3 separate regions of the Homo sapiens genome follow, and regions 2 and 3 are each linked to region 1. The links are chromatin loops, found by intact Hi-C in ENCODE. Cell type or tissue: HepG2. All regions are shown on one strand. Region 1 overlaps TBL1Y (transducin beta like 1 Y-linked). Region 2 holds the start of AMELY (amelogenin Y-linked). Region 3 overlaps TBL1Y (transducin beta like 1 Y-linked).

Region 1 (5,000 bases):
TATTCACAGTTTCTGTACACAGTGCACATTGTAGCATGAAGAAGACTCCTATTCTGTAGGAGAAAATACTGAGAAAAAAAATGGAATCTTGAGCCCTGAAAGGAACCCAGTGTTAAAGAAATATGGCCATTTCTCCAAGGATTTTCTCAGTCGATTGAATTGGCCAGGAAAATGATTCATGAAGGGAGGCAGGGAGAAAAGACGATGGCAGTAAGGAAGAAAAGGAAGGGAGGAGAGAAGACGGGGGAGAGGAGAGGAGGGGAAGGGAGGGGAGGGGAGGGGGTAAGAAAGGAAGGAAAGAAGGGAAGGAGGGAGGAAGAGAAGAAGGGAAGGAAAGGCTTGAATAAGTAGATGCTATTTGTGAGTGATGAGGAAAGAAAAACACAGAGTCAGAGAGAGAAGAAAAGGAAAAAAAAAAAAAAAAAACAAATGAAAGCCATCCTCTTTCATATTCTACTTCTATTTTCAACTATTTCCTGCCTTGGGAAATTTTGGTTGCCCATCTCAGGTAGGCTTGGAAAGCAGGGAAGGTGAGAACTCTCCAGGGAAAAATTAAAGCCGGAAGTGGGGCTGCCATCTAAGCCTCAGGTCTCAGAGCCACGGTCATGTCACTGTGAAGACAAAAACATGCTGGTACCACCAAGCTGCATGCCAAAGCAAAGCTCTGCCTTGTTTCCAGGTAACAGAAGTGCCTAGGTGACGTGGTGCCAAAACCAACACTGCCTCATCCCACCTTCAGCTCTCCACTAGAGGAAGCCACCTCCTCACTGGACATCTGCCGTGTCTAGAACATGTAAGGGCTACAAGCGAATCTCAAAGATTCCCTCCCAACTCTAAAATCTTAGGAACCTGCAATATGTCCACTAAGGCAGGCTGAGTGTCCAGAACTTGCTCTCAGGAGGCTCATTTGTTCAAATCTCATGGGCCTCAAATCACTGTTGAGAAAATTGTTTGCCCTTAGTACTGTGCTCTGTCCTCATGGCCTTGTCTTCTGGGACCAGTGCCTTGGACCCATAGGTATTCAATAAACATCTGCCCAATGAACAAATGGATGAATGATCTTAGTGCTGTGAGAGCCAAGACCAACAAAGGGACTGACATCATGAGTAAAAGGGAAAATGTAAACTTTGTGAACGTGTTTGGAGAAAAATATTCTCATTAACTTTTTAAGTTAATTGTGCACAAAGGACTGTAAAGAAGGTTATTCAATTGTTTCGTTCTTTTGAAAGGGAAATGCCAACATTTCCTACATGTCTTGAGGCAGAAGGAGCACAGAGATGCAGCAGTGGTTGTGAAATTACCTAGAAGATTAATACTAATTTATGGTGTAGGTGGGAACTGAGGAGGTTCGACCATTAGGGGCTCAGTAACTGTATGGATTTGATTGGAGGCAAAACTATTTTTCTGTGCAAGAATACAATTAAGAGTAAAAAATAGGTATGTGATTCATTCATTCATTCATTTTTTTTTTTTTAATTTTTGGGATAGTCTTGCTCTGTCATCCAGGCTGGAATGCACCGATGTGATCATGACTCACTGAAGCCTCAAGTGATCCTCCCAACTCAGCCTCCTTAGTTCCAGGAATTACAGCAATACACTATCACGCCTGGCTAATTTCTATTTTTTTGTAGAGACAGAGTCTCAATATATTGCCCAGGTTAGAGAAATAATACTTTCTAATGAACTGACTGCTAAGTTGTTAAAGGAGAGTCTCCATTTGTGGGCTCTGATGGCTCCAAAGAGAGGGCATGAATGTGGCTAAATCAACAACTACTTTTCCTAGCATTTTCTGATGGATGACTACGGACTCAACAGGAGCTATTCTCTAACCAAGGTCCCAATTTATGCATGCAAAAGATAAACAGGAACGCGATAGGCAGCTTCTCAAATGGCACACATGAGCTCCGGCTTTTGGCATTTACATTCCAGTACCGGCCTGTGCCATATTTATCAGGTTGGTCCCTGAGACGAACGGAATTGCTGCACATGATGCTGCATCACTTCTGCTGCTGTGACACCCTTACTGAGCTTAGAATTGATCCTCTAGCCCCACACGAGGTCTCAGAGGCTGCAGCACAGGCTGCAACCTTGTGACAGACCCTGAGCCAGAACCACTTGGCTAAGCTGTACCTGGATTCCTGATTCTCAGAACATGTGTGAGATCATCAGTGTTTGTAGTTTTCACCTGCTGAGTTTGGGGTTATTTGTTACACAGCAATCAATAGATAACTGATACAGGGGCTGAAACTGGAGTACACTGGTAGAAATGAGAACACATGTCACAGAAACTAACCCAATGCATTTGCTCCCCATCCAAGCCAATAATTGTTTGAGTTGTCTGCCTTCATGCAAGCATGCTAACAAAAGCCCTATTGAACAGACTGCCACCATAAGGTAGTCTTTAGTTAAATTTTAGTCTAGTGGGTTAATAATTTACCTTCCAGATTCATGCAGCCATAGAAACCAGACTGATTTTTTTTCTAAATCTCCAGAGAATAATTTGTTCTGCTCACCTAAGCATTTACATGTCTAAATGGAATAAATGACATTTTTTCTTAGAAGAAAAGCCCCTGCCTAAAGTTCTTGACTTACAATGAGGTAAATCCTAACCTTCTCCGATTTATTTTAGCAAATTCCTTTTTTTTTTGGTGATCGCGTCTTGCTCTGTCACCCAGGCTGGAGTGCAGTGGCAAAATCTTGACTCGTTGCAAGGTTCAAGCCTCCCAGGTTCAAGCAATCCTCCTGCCTCAGCCTCCCAAGTAGCTGCGATTACAGGCACCTGCCACCACAACCAGCTAATTACTGTATTTTTAGTAGAAATATGCTTTCACCATGTTGGCCAGGCTGGTCTCAAACTCCTGGCCTCAAGTGATCCACCTGCCCTGGCCTCCCAAAGTGTTGGGATTCTACGTGTGAGCCACCACACCTGGTCTGAAATTCTTGACATAAAAAATGTAAGCAGCTGTTCTATCATATTGTATGAGCACAGAAGAGTAGCTTTACCTGAAAGAAAGACATCCTTTGTGGCTTTAAACTACTGGTATTTACCTTATCTAACAGAATTTAAATTTTTTTCCTCCAAAGTGAAATTCCAGTTTCTGTGTAGTTTGTTTATGAGTGTGACATCGTACCCAGGATGGATGGAACTGACAGATACTCTAAAAGCAGCTGAATCTTCTGTGTGGGTTCCAATGAGAATGTGAAATCATATCCCTACCTTCACAACTGCCACTGGAAGCTGATCCTGCAGGGCCCTGAGTCAGGTCACCTGTTTATCATGTGATGCCACCACCACCAAGAGAGAAAATTCCAGGGTCAAGCCTTCACCTAACACTGAGAATTTTCTTTTTTAAAAGTTTCTGAGATGGAGTTTCCCTCTTGTTGCCCAGGCTGGAGTGCAGTGGTGTGATCTCAGCTCACTGCAACCTCCGCCTCCTGGGTTCAAGTGATTCTCCTGCCTCAGCTTCCCAAGTAGCTGAGACTACAGGCACACACCACAATGCCCAGCTAATTTTGTATTTTTAGTAGAGACGGGGTTTCTCCATGTTGGTCAGGCTGGTTTCGAACTCCTGACCTCAGGTGATACACCTGTCTCGGCCTCCCAAAGCGCTGGGATTACAGGCGTGAGCCACCATGCCCGGCAAGAACTTTCAAATACAGAACTCTTCTTAGCAGACATTTGCTTGGTTTAACATTTCCCTGAAAAAAGCCACAGGTCTTGAAAGATGTTTCACTTGGCACCCAAGACTCTCCCAGGAGAGCATTTCTTTCTAAGAAAACCACACAAGACTCAGTGGAAAAAACCTTTGATTCCAGACACAGAAAATGCAAGGGCAAAACGTCTTCTCTTCCTGACCCTCTGGCCAGAACAGGGCCAGGTTCAGAAGCTCTGCTGGTGGCTGTGACCTCTCAGTTAATGTTTGATGGCTGAATCAGAGAGGATTCCAGGGACACAGGCCAGCAGCGCTCAGCCAACATTCCAAGTGGAACAGCGGCCATGTACACAGCATTCCCCTGTCCCATCACATGGAAAAACAGCCCACGCACACCAAGTGGTTGGTCAATAGCAGGGTCCCAGACCCAAAGCTACCCTGAGCTGCAAACTCAGACATCTACACATCAAAGACATCTCCCTACACCTGTGAACCAGCAAACATGAGAAGTTACCTCTTTAGGGAGAAACAGTTTATGACAATCCACATCAAGTCCTGCTTCATTTCTTCAAAAACTGCCCTTCTGTTAAGAGAACAGCTGGCATTCCCCTGGCAAAAAAAAAAAAAAAAAAAAAGGTGAAATAAAAAGTCTACCCTGAATTAGCCAGGAGTGGTAGCACACGGCTGTAACCCCAACTACTTGGGAGGCTGAGGCAGGAGAATCACTTGAACCTGGGAGGCAGAGGTTGCAGTGAACTGAGATTGCACTACTGCACTCCAGCCTGGGCAACAAGAGCGAAACACCGTCTCAAAATTAAAAAAAATAAATTTTAAGTCTACCCAGTTAATTTCTACTTCTGCATCTGGCTTTTGACCTTGCTGCTAAACAGGCTTCTGTTTATCAGGACCCATGATTCTATATTGCCCTTTCACACAACACTACCCTCAGAGTACTGCCTTGTTACATATTCATTTTACTCAGCACAAAGAATTCCTTCAGCCACCCTGCCAAAGTGTCTAATGGCCAGTGGGCCTGGGTCATGTATGGTCACGTAACCAGCTTGAAGTACACCAGGGGAATTGGCAGAAGGGTGGTATGGGATGGGGTGGGACATAACTACTGTAATGGGGTGACCTGGGTCCACAAAAATGACATGCTGGAGTCCTAATCTGCAGCACCTCAGAACCTCATTTGCAAAAAGGATCACTGGAGATGCAGTAAGTTAAAGTAAGAGGAGGACACACTGCAGCAGGGTAGGACCATAATCTACCATGACTGGTATCCTTGCAAGAAGACAGAGACACTCAGGGAGGTCACATGCCCACCGAGGCCAGAGATGGCCCACA
Region 2 (5,000 bases), 88 kb after region 1:
CAACTTTTGTTGTGTCAGTTACCCAGCTCGGCGGCTTTCCACAAAAATCTGTAGCATATGTGAGACATGATTACTCTTTAAAATAAATGCATCATACTCAACATTTTCCTGTATTTTATTTTTCCTAATTGCACCTTTTCTAGGAAGGACTTCTAAATTTTTCATAAAATTGTCAAGAGCCACTTACCACACTGAGGCCACTGTCTGGGGAGTCCTGCCCCTCGCCTTCCAGGCTGAACCAGGGATTCTGGCGTGCCAGCAGAGGAAAACACCTAGAAGGCAGGTCAAGCCACTCATGACCATGCAAAACAGTTGCAAATAAAACAGAGGGTGGGATTTTGTTTCTTACTAGGTTTTGCTCCAGAACACCACCGATTCGAAAATAATCACATCGGTCCCTAACTTTGTGGAATTTTCGACGCACTTAGCTTGCTACAGCAACATGAGGTCGGTGCAATGAGTGAGCCCCTGCCTCCGGCATGACCACGCACAGTCGATGTACGTGAAGTCCAGGCCCTAGCCCAGCGCCGGCGGGACTCCAACGACCCACAGTTGTCACATATCCGGCGATCACTGACTCCCGAAAGCGGACGGCCCCGCCCCCTCCGTGAGAGAAGGTACCACTGGGAAGCAAGGCCGGACCCAGGATCTGCCAGACCCCGACCCGCCAGAACCTAGGATCAACAGGTCTGCGCTTTACCCTGGCGCCGCTCTGCAGACCCCAAACAGACCGGGGGCGCGGGGGGGGTTGCCCCCAGACTTGACTGCGCGCTGGGGCCAGAGAGATGGGCGGGGGAGGGGAGCTTCCGAATTCCTTGACGGTTTTGCGACTCAGAAACTGAGCAGACGCCGCGGGCCCGAGCCGCCTAGCCAGCCGGTCGCCCCGCTCTGCGCGACTGCGCTTCCACCCAGGTCGGGGCAGGCCGGCCCGAGTCCCGTGGATGAAAGGGACTCCCCTCCACCGGGGCGTGAAAAATCCCGCCACCTGCCCCTTCCGCCCACCAGCAGTGGCGCTGGGCCCAGCAGATCCCAAGAGCGGCAAACAAAGGGGCACCAGGAAGAAACCGAGTACTTTCCTAAACTTAGCAGCCGCCTCCCCCTTCCCCAAAGGAGCGTCTCCCGCCAACCTCCGTACACTCCCCACACGGCGCGCACGCACTTTGGGGGAGCGGAAACCTCCCGGTATTGTTGAGTCCAGGGAGCGCTCCGCACCCTAGTCCAAGTGCTGCGGTAACAGCTGGGGCCCTGCGTCTCCAGGAGTTCGTGGCGAGCGGAGCGTCTGGACGGCCGGAGCCGCCGGCAGGACCGCAGGGAGTCAGCGCCGTACGCAAAAGTTTGCGGACCCCGCGCCCGGCCCACCAAACACCTAGCACTCACCTCGTCGCTAGCAGCGCAACTGTGGCGGCGGCGCGTACCTGGCCGTGTTCTGAGCCTCTCTCAGGAGGGCAGCCTGTGAGGCCCGGCCGTGCGGCGGCCGAAAAGAGCCCGGCGCACCGGAGCAGCCGCGTGCCGCCCCTGGGCCGCCTCTGCCCCGCCGCCGCGGAGTCCCGGAAAGGTCGCGGGTACTGGAAAGTTTAGGTAACCAATGGCGACTAGAGAGCACTGCGGTGGCGGCAGCAGCGGAGCTGGGGTGTTGGCGGCTCCTCACTCCCGAGCGCGAATTGGGGGCACTGGAGCGGGCGCGGCGGCTGCAGCGACAGAGGGCGGGACTGCACGGCGGCGCAAGGGATTGGCACTGGCGGTGACCACCACTGGGAGCGGCCGCTAGCATGCAAACGCGGACCGGGAGGACTGAGAGCGAGAGGGCACCCACTCGCCGCGGCCCGCCCCTCCCCAACAGCCAGCTGAGGGAAACCCGCCTCCCACCAGCCCCAGCTCCAGCGCCCCAGTGGTTTAGATCCGGAACCAGCCCTTCCCCTAAGGAGGGTGGGGAACTGCGAACCGGCCCCTCCCCTATGCCGAGGGTGGGCGAGGGGAACCTGGGCCACTGCTAGACTGTTGCCTTCCCCCAACCGAAAAAGGAAGCCGCCCTCTGCCCCCACGGAACTCCCGTCACCTGTCCGAGGGTGTATCTCCGTCAAAATCGTCTTAGAAGACACCCCAGTTGTCATTTCCCATCTCGAAAAAGGGGACAGGCAGAGGCTCCCCCCTTTGCAAAACACCTCCCAGAAAAAGAGCCAGAAATTCTTAGGGACAAACTGGCGTAAAAGCCAGGAGCTGGGGTGTAGGAACTGAAGAGGAGGCTGGGAGACTCACCTCCACCGCCACTCCCAGGCTTCAGACCTCGGGCGTTTGTAAGGTGCTTTGCGTTGCCAGTGCTTACACGGACGGGCCCTGGTGTACTCAAGTCCCCAGCGCTCCTTCCTCCCTTCGCGCGCGGCCTTAATTCAGTTAAACAGATTTCCACTCCCCCTCCCCAGCACCTCTGAGGCCTGCCGTGTTGAATATTTTTAAATAAGTTTGCCCCTCCTTTTAGTATATGATGAGCTTTGTGCTAAGATCCCAGTACACTCAGCAATTTATAACCTCACTTGCTCCTCCTCCCGCGTTAGACGCTCAGGTTGTGGGGGGACGGGAACCCGAGATGAATTTTTAAGGGGTCGATCCTCCAACAAAAAAGCTCAGGTTGTGGGGGGACGGGAACCCGAGATGAATTTTTAAGGGGTCGATCCTCCAACAAAAAAGCAGACCTGAAAATTACCCTGCGAAATATTGCTGTAAAAACATCAATGATATGAAATCACGGTTGCTACACCATCATTAGAGCACATCGATAAAAAAATACACATACACAGTCTCCATAATTGTGAATCAGCAGAACAGATTGTGTCTTATTATGTCTTATCAGCTGCCATTCAAAGGTCTCCAGACAGACTTGGGACCTTCCACTGAGCCTGCCCTTCATTGCTCCCGGACTCCCTGGGCTTGTGTAAACTGATGCTGAGGTATTGCATGCAATCGAAAAACGAAGGGTGCAAGAGAAAACCCAAGCGAGCTCATGATGCAACCCTACCCTGGCTACACGTGCTTCCCTTCCCCCACCGCCTTCTGGTGGAAGCGCTGTATTTTTTCCGCCTGTAGGGTCACTTTGCGGTTAATTGATTCTTCTATAGCCTTGCTCGTTCAGTTTTGGAAAGTAAAGAGTAGAAGTCTTTACAGCTCTGGACTTAACAAGGACGCAGCCCTCGGCTACCGCACCCTCTCAAGTAGCTGCACAGCCAAACCGTCCTCCTAGCCTGCCACCCCTGCTTAGCGCTTGGAAATTCCAAACTGAACTTGGTTAAAAGACCTCTTTGTATGTTCTAATTACTTGGCAGATGTCAATCTTTTAAAGTAGGAGAAAGTGATGGAAATCCTCACTCTAAAACGGGAGCACAGGGTAGCCAAGTTTTGCAGCTGATCTTCTGTAGCTAACTGCAAAACAGCTCAGAATCCATCCTGCCTGTATCCCACCGGGTTTACTGCCCTTATAGTCAATAGCTTTTATCATAGGCTTATAGAACACCAAAGGACACTGTAACACTAAGGCAGGAAGACAGAACTCCTCTATTTATCATGCAATCACCAAAATTCCTCTTTCTGAAATGTTAGGTGGGCGGTAGATAAGTGATAGACTGTGTTATTTAATGCTTCGAATTTTTCAAATGTGCAGTCCTACCAGGTGGGAGAAAACAAGAAAATAAAGTTGGAAGGAGCTAGTGCATTCTGACAAAGCGAGCCACAATAATTTCCACAGATACCCACTGCACTAGAGATGTGTGTTCCCGTTATTTTCTGTGTGTGTGTGTGTGTGTTCCAGTTATTTTCACTTACTAATTGGAGGCAGGGGAAAAACAAATCTGTTTGCAACAAATGTCACCAACAGTACCTGGAAATTTTTTTTTTTTTTTTTTTTTTTTTTTTGGAGACTGACTTTCCCTTTGTCTCCCAGGCAGCAGTGCAGTGGCACTATCTCGGCTCACTACAACCTCCGTCTCCCGGATTCAAGTGATTCTCCTGCCTCAGCCTCCTGGGTAGCTGGTGTTACAGGCATGCAGCACCACACCTGGCTAATTTTTGTGTTTTTAGTGGAGAACGGGTTTCACCATGTTGGCCAGGCTAGTCTCAAACTACTGACCTCAAGTGACCTGCCCTCCTTGGCCTCCTAAAGTGGTGGAATTACAGGCATGAGCAATCATGCAGGCTGAGTATCCAGAATTCAAATTAAAAGCCAGTAGGGGCTGGGTGCAGTGGCTCATGCCTGTAATTCCAGCACTTTGGGAGGCCCAGGTGGGTGGATCACCTGAGGTCAGGAGTTTGAAACCAGCCTAATCAATACGGTGAAACCCCGTCTCCACTTAAAATACAAAATTAGTTGGGCGTGGTGACTTGCACCTGTAATCCCAGCTGCTCAGGAGGCTGAGACAGGAGGATAGCTTGATCCTGGGAGGTGGAGATTGCAGTGAGAGATCAGGCCACCAGCCTGGGCTACAGAACAAGACAACATCTTAAAAAAAAAAAGGCAGTAGGAATCCACAAAAAGTCTGGAATGCAGTGGTGTGGTCTCAGCTCACTACAGCCTCCTACCTCAGTCTGCCAGGTAGCTGAGTCTACAGGCGAGCACCAGCATGCCTAAGTGTTTTGCATTTTTTGTAGAGTTGAGATCTCACCATGTTACCCCAGACTGTGTCAAACTGTCTGCCTCACATTCCCAAATTGCTGTGATTAGAGGCTTGAGCCATAGCACCCCACCTCAACTAATCTTTGAGCAAGGAGCAAAGGCAGTTCATTCTTTTTAACTCACGGTGCTGGAACAACAGGACATCATATGCAAAAAAAAAAAACAAAAAACAAAACTCTAGACATAGACTTTATACCTTTCACAAAAAATAAAATAGACAATAGCCCTAAATGTAAAAGACAAAACTATAAAAACTCCCAGAAGATAACATAGGAGAAAACCTAGACAACCTTGGGTTCGGCAATTACTTTTTTTTTTTTGGAGACAGAGTCTCTCACTT
Region 3 (5,000 bases), 83 kb before region 1:
CTTTGGGGTGGGGAACCTTGGCCCAGGGGTGGGGTGAGATGGGCACTAGGGGAAAGAGAAAAATGGAATTTACATCAGTTAAGTTAGTGACATGATGGCAAATCTCCAGGAACGCGATCGTCCTCTCCTGCTTTAACAGGGGATCCCCCAGCTCCTAGCAAGGAAAGATATTCTGGATGCTGGTGAGAGAAAGGCAAGACGCCATGGGCCCTCCTGGGATCACTGTTGATGTGCTCTGCATTTTCTGGGAGAGACAGGCACACAGGCCAACAGCCACTGTCAGGGCTGTGGTATTCACATGGGCAATGAGAGCTCAGGAGGTGCCATGAATTATCCCAGGGGTGTGCACAGGACATGTAAATGGGCCTGGAGGATGGAGAAGAGTCTGTATCAGACTGAGGGCTGCTGTGGGAGTCTAAGTCAGGGACTGTTCCAGGAAGGCCTTAGCATGGGTTGAGGTGCTTGGCTGCACATGTCTTTAGGAAGACAGAGGCACAGGGTGTTTTGGACACTAGCCCAGGAGGCTGAGACTAATAAATGTGTTTAATGGTATACCGGCGATTGCAGAAGTAAGGTAAGAGATCATAACAATTGGAGAATTTGAGAGATATCTGATGAAAAGACCAGAAAGAGCCTCAGAGCCCACAGTAAGGAATTTGTTAAGTTGGCTGCTATTCATATTGTTGTTCCTTGGTATACAACAGGACCTTTTTCAGTCTTTGCTTGCTTTTAGGATTTTCTTTGTCATTAAATTTGATGTTTGATAACCATATGCCTAGGTGGGTAGGTGTGGTTCTGTTCATATTTATTCTGCTTGAGATTTCCTGAGCTTCTCAAATTAAATGATGTTTTCCAACAAATTTAGAAAAAATTGGCCATTATTGCCTCAAATGATTTTCCTGTTTCATTCTTTCTTCTTTCCCCATTATGCACACATCTTTAGGCTGCCTGATATTGTCCCACAGGCCCGTAAGCCCCTATTCATTTTTCAGTCTTTTATGTGTTCTTCAAACTGGCAAATTTCTGTGATCTCTAACTTTACTTCTGCAGTCTTCAACCTGCTAGTAAACCCACTGATGAAGATGGATATTTTTCCCCACCCAAATCTCAGGTTGAATTGTAATCCCAATGCTGGAGGTGGGCCCTGGTGGGAGGTGTTTGGATCAAGAGGGCAGATCCCTCATGGCTTGGTGCTGTGTTCATGAGAGTGAGTTCTTACGAGATATGGTGGTTTAAATGTGTGTAATACTCCACAGCCCCTCTCTTTTGCTCCTACTTTGGCCACGTGAGACACCTGCTCACCTTTTACCTTCTGTCATGGTTGTAAGCTTCCTGAGTCCTCCCCAGAAGCAGATGCTTTCTATACAGGTGCAAAACTTTAAGACAATTAAATATCTTATAAATTACCCAGTCACAGGTATTTGTTTATAGCAATACAAGAACAGCCCAATACACCCACCTACTAAGATTTTCAATTGCGACATTATACTTCTCAGTTCTCAAATTTCCTTTTTTAAAAAATTAATTTAAACAGATCTCACTCTGTTGCCTAGGCTGGAGTACAGTGGTGTGATCGCAGTCACTGCAGCCTCAACCTCCTGGGCTGAGACAACAGGTGCACACCACCACACCTAGCTTATTTTTAAAATTTGTTTTGCAGAGACAGGGTTTTGTTGTATTGCCCAGGCTGGACTTGAACTCAAGCAATTATCTGGCCTCGAGCAATTATCTGGCCTCAGCCTCCCAAAGTACTGGGATTATAGGTGTGAGCCACTGTTCCTAGCCTTGATTTTTAATGACGTATTTTTTTCCATTCATTGCAGATGTGCCCCATCTATTCATTTATTGTGAACATCCCTTCCTTTATGTGCCCTATGTTTTTCTCATAGCTACCTTATAGGCTTTGATGCCAAGTCCACCAACTACACCATTTCCAGGTCAAATGTTCTCAACGCACACCCCAAAGTGGTTGAATCCATCCACCTGAATTGGCCACTATAGCTCAAGCAGCCAAGGGCTGCAGAAGAAATGGTCTGCTGCTGCAGTATATTTTAATTCTAGGCATACAAGAATTGGCTCCCACATCACCTTCTCATGAACTCGAGACCAGTGACAAGAGCTCTCACTTACTGTGTGTCCCTGGAAGGTTTTGACTGGGTGGTCACAGCCGAGCCTGCACACATGGATACACATGTCTGTGCTACAGGAGGCAAAGGTCATGTTGTTCTGCCAGTCCACATCAAGGGCGGGGGCTGCAGCAGGGAGGGAGGACATCTGCAGTTATTCACTGTGTGCATAGCTCTATGGATTTACAACAATGAACAGCAGAGTCAAGAAGCCTCTTTAGTTTACTTATTTATTTATTCTAGAGACAGGGCCTGCTCTGTCACCCAGGCTGGAGTGCAGTGGCTTAACGGCTCATGGCAGCCTCAAATTCCTGGGCTCAAGAGGTCCTCCCACCTCAGTGTCCCAACCTCAAGGAATCCTCCCGCCTCAGCCTCCCGAGTAGCTGGGACTACAGGTGTATGCCACCACACTAAGCTAATTTTAAAATTTTCTGTAGAGATGGGGTCTCCCTACATGGTCCAAGCTAGTGTTCAACTCAAGCAATCCTCCGGCCTTGGCCTCTCATGCCTATAAGCCCAGCATTTTGGAAGGCCGAAGTGGGAGGTTCATGAGGTTGAGATCAAGACCATCCTGGCCAACATGGTGAAATCCAGTTTCTACTAAAAAATACAAAAATTAGCCAGGTGTGGTGGCACACGCCTGTAGTCCCAGTTACTTGAGAGATGGAGGCAGGAGAATGGCTTGAACCCAGGAGATGGAGATGCAGTGAGCCAAGATTGGACCACTGCACTCCAGACTGGCCACAGAGCAAGAATCCTGTCTCAAAAAAACACCAAAAAAAAAAAAAAAAAAAAAAAAAAAAAAACAAACAGTCCCGTGTGTGATCACAGTTTCCTTCCTTCCTTCCTTTCAAGACCTTAAAGACCCTCTCCTGCCATGTTGGCAGGGATGACAAGATGTCCTAGAAAAAAGGCTTCATGACATTTCCTGTGCCCCAGGGCCTGCAGAATCTCCTGCTCCCATGGCACAGATAAGAAGGGCAGGTGAGAGAGCTGCCCTGCCTACTCTGCACCTGGCTGCTTCCAGCAGTATCACTGCAATGAGCTAATTTGATTCTACTTCAGACAGAAAGGAGAAAAAAGGAGAGGAAGAATTTCTTGCCCTATTTTCAAGATACCTCAATATATGTAAAAAAAAAGCCTCCTGAAATCCATTAATGCATCCCACTGACTGGGAGATAATTACAGTCAACAAGAAACCCTTTGGGGATGAAATAGGACATATGCCTCAGGGCCTGTGACCAACACTCTCCCTGACTTTGAGCCTTTCTCAGGTCCAGGTGGTTCAGAACAACGTAAAGCTGAACTCCCGTTGTATAATTACAGCTGTGGGTCTTGTTCTCTCCCTTCTGGTTTCTTTCCTAGGATGGAAACTAGAAATCTGGCAACTTCCCAATGCACCAAAATGTCCAGGGCCCTAGTTAAAAGCCAGGCTCTGGTTCTGTCCTCAGAAGGTCTGACTTCACAATGCTGGACCATGTCCTGAGAGGCACTGGAAATATGGGTGACAGCAAGGGCACTGAAGTCCTAGCAACTGGGCCTCATTCCTCATTCTGCCCCATTACTGACATGCAGCTGCAGGTCAATGGCTTCCTGGAGTCTCAGCTGCAGACGCAGATGTTGCAAGTTGTCCCAGACAAGGGGGGAAATGAGCAAGATGAAGCATCTCAGGAGATCAGCAAAGTGCCCAAGACATGGAATGAGCTGGGGGTGTGGAAGTTCCCATAGCAGGTGCAACCCTGCACTCTCATCCTTTTTTGAGTCTGGGGAACTGTGATTTCAACTGCTCACTCCTATCCTCTAGCAGAGAGTGGTGGGGGTGAGAAGCTGTGGCTGTGAGTGGCTATTTCCCTTCCTCTCAGATGCTCACTGGCAGCAGGGATCACTGGCATTCCTAGGGGCCAGCAGGCATGCTGTGCTCAGATCCCTGGCCTCTCTCCACTGCAGGGGCCATGCCAGCAAAGCACTCCCTAGACTCACTCCCACCTCATGACAGAGAACTGATAAGCAAGAAAAAAGGCCATGGGATGCCAAGATGGGAGGACACAGGGGAAGAGGTGCCTTCTCAAACAATCTCCTCTTTTCCCCTGAAGACTCTGAGCAACCCACTCTCTTATTAAGGATCATCATGAGACTTTTCATATGTAGAGGACCTCTGAACCCAGCTGTGTGCACAAAACCCTGATTATCAAAGGGACTAACTTAGGGATGTGAAAAGTACTGTGTTCAATTACATGTAAAATGCAGAGAAAGGCTCTCCCTTCCTAGGGTTCATGCTAATTAAAGAGGGTAATGCCTTAAGGAGCAGGGAGCTCTGGGTTTTGAGGGCTACCCATCAACATCTGACCAGCTCTTCTATCCCTGTGCTTCCCACACAAGCCAGTGGAAATTACTTTTAGCTACTGAGTGGGCTCCATGATGTACCAGGAGAGAAGGTGGGGTTATGGCAATTCTACAAGAATGCCCAACCAAGAACTCTCATTGGTTTTCCTAAATAGTATGGTCCATTCTGTTGTTTGCCAAGTTATATTTCCCAAGCTAGCTGCAAACACTGAATTAGCCAACACTGAAGAATTGCTTCTAGGGAAAATAGAGGGTTAACTTCTGCTAGGCTCTGGCCACAATGTCCTCAACAACTGACCAATACAGAAGCCCATCTTATGTGTCTTTTTTTTTTCCTTTGCAGATGTGGTCTTGCTCTGTCATCCACGCTGGAGTGCAGTGGCACAATCATAGCTCACTAGAGCCTTGAACTCTTGGGTTCACTTGATCTTCCCACCTCAGCCTCCAGAGTAGCTAGGCTGCTAGTGTGAGCCACCATGCCTGGCTCATTTAAAAACAATGGTTTTTGGCAGAGACAGGGTCTTGCTGTGT

Evidence for each region. Hi-C counts contacts between places; a loop is a spot of excess contacts. Peaks named below come from ENCODE experiments on the same cell type or tissue, not always from the same donor. Only the 100,000 strongest peaks of a DNase experiment are listed, where the experiment ranks them.
Region 2: it touches region 1 in a loop (34-fold over the local background); 1 of 110 quality-filtered maps calls a loop at or near these places.
Region 3: it touches region 1 in a loop (14-fold over the local background); 1 of 110 quality-filtered maps calls a loop at or near these places.

Annotation. Positions count from the first base shown.
Region 1 is chrY:6,995,066-7,000,065 of GRCh38, reverse strand. TBL1Y (transducin beta like 1 Y-linked) reads right to left here. Exons shown (of 19, transcript NM_033284.2): 4 at 4,168-4,262. Among named protein-coding and RNA genes, the nearest start is that of AMELY, 86 kb to the right of the region's middle. In HepG2, no CTCF peak of the experiment used is centred here; DNase peaks (open chromatin) are centred at 2,345 and 3,935.
Region 2 is chrY:6,907,360-6,912,359 of GRCh38, reverse strand. It overlaps AMELY (amelogenin Y-linked), which reads left to right and starts at 608. Exons shown (of 7, transcript NM_001143.2): 1 at 608-687. TBL1Y (transducin beta like 1 Y-linked) reads right to left here and starts at 1,663. Exons shown (of 19, transcript NM_033284.2): 1 at 1,378-1,663; 2 at 188-272. In HepG2, no CTCF peak of the experiment used is centred here; a DNase peak (open chromatin) is centred at 3,009; H3K4me3 peaks cover 3,187 bases.
Region 3 is chrY:7,077,984-7,082,983 of GRCh38, reverse strand. It overlaps TBL1Y (transducin beta like 1 Y-linked), which reads right to left. Exons shown (of 19, transcript NM_033284.2): 14 at 2,131-2,252. Among named protein-coding and RNA genes, the nearest start is that of AMELY, 170 kb to the right of the region's middle. In HepG2, no CTCF peak of the experiment used is centred here; a DNase peak (open chromatin) is centred at 2,233.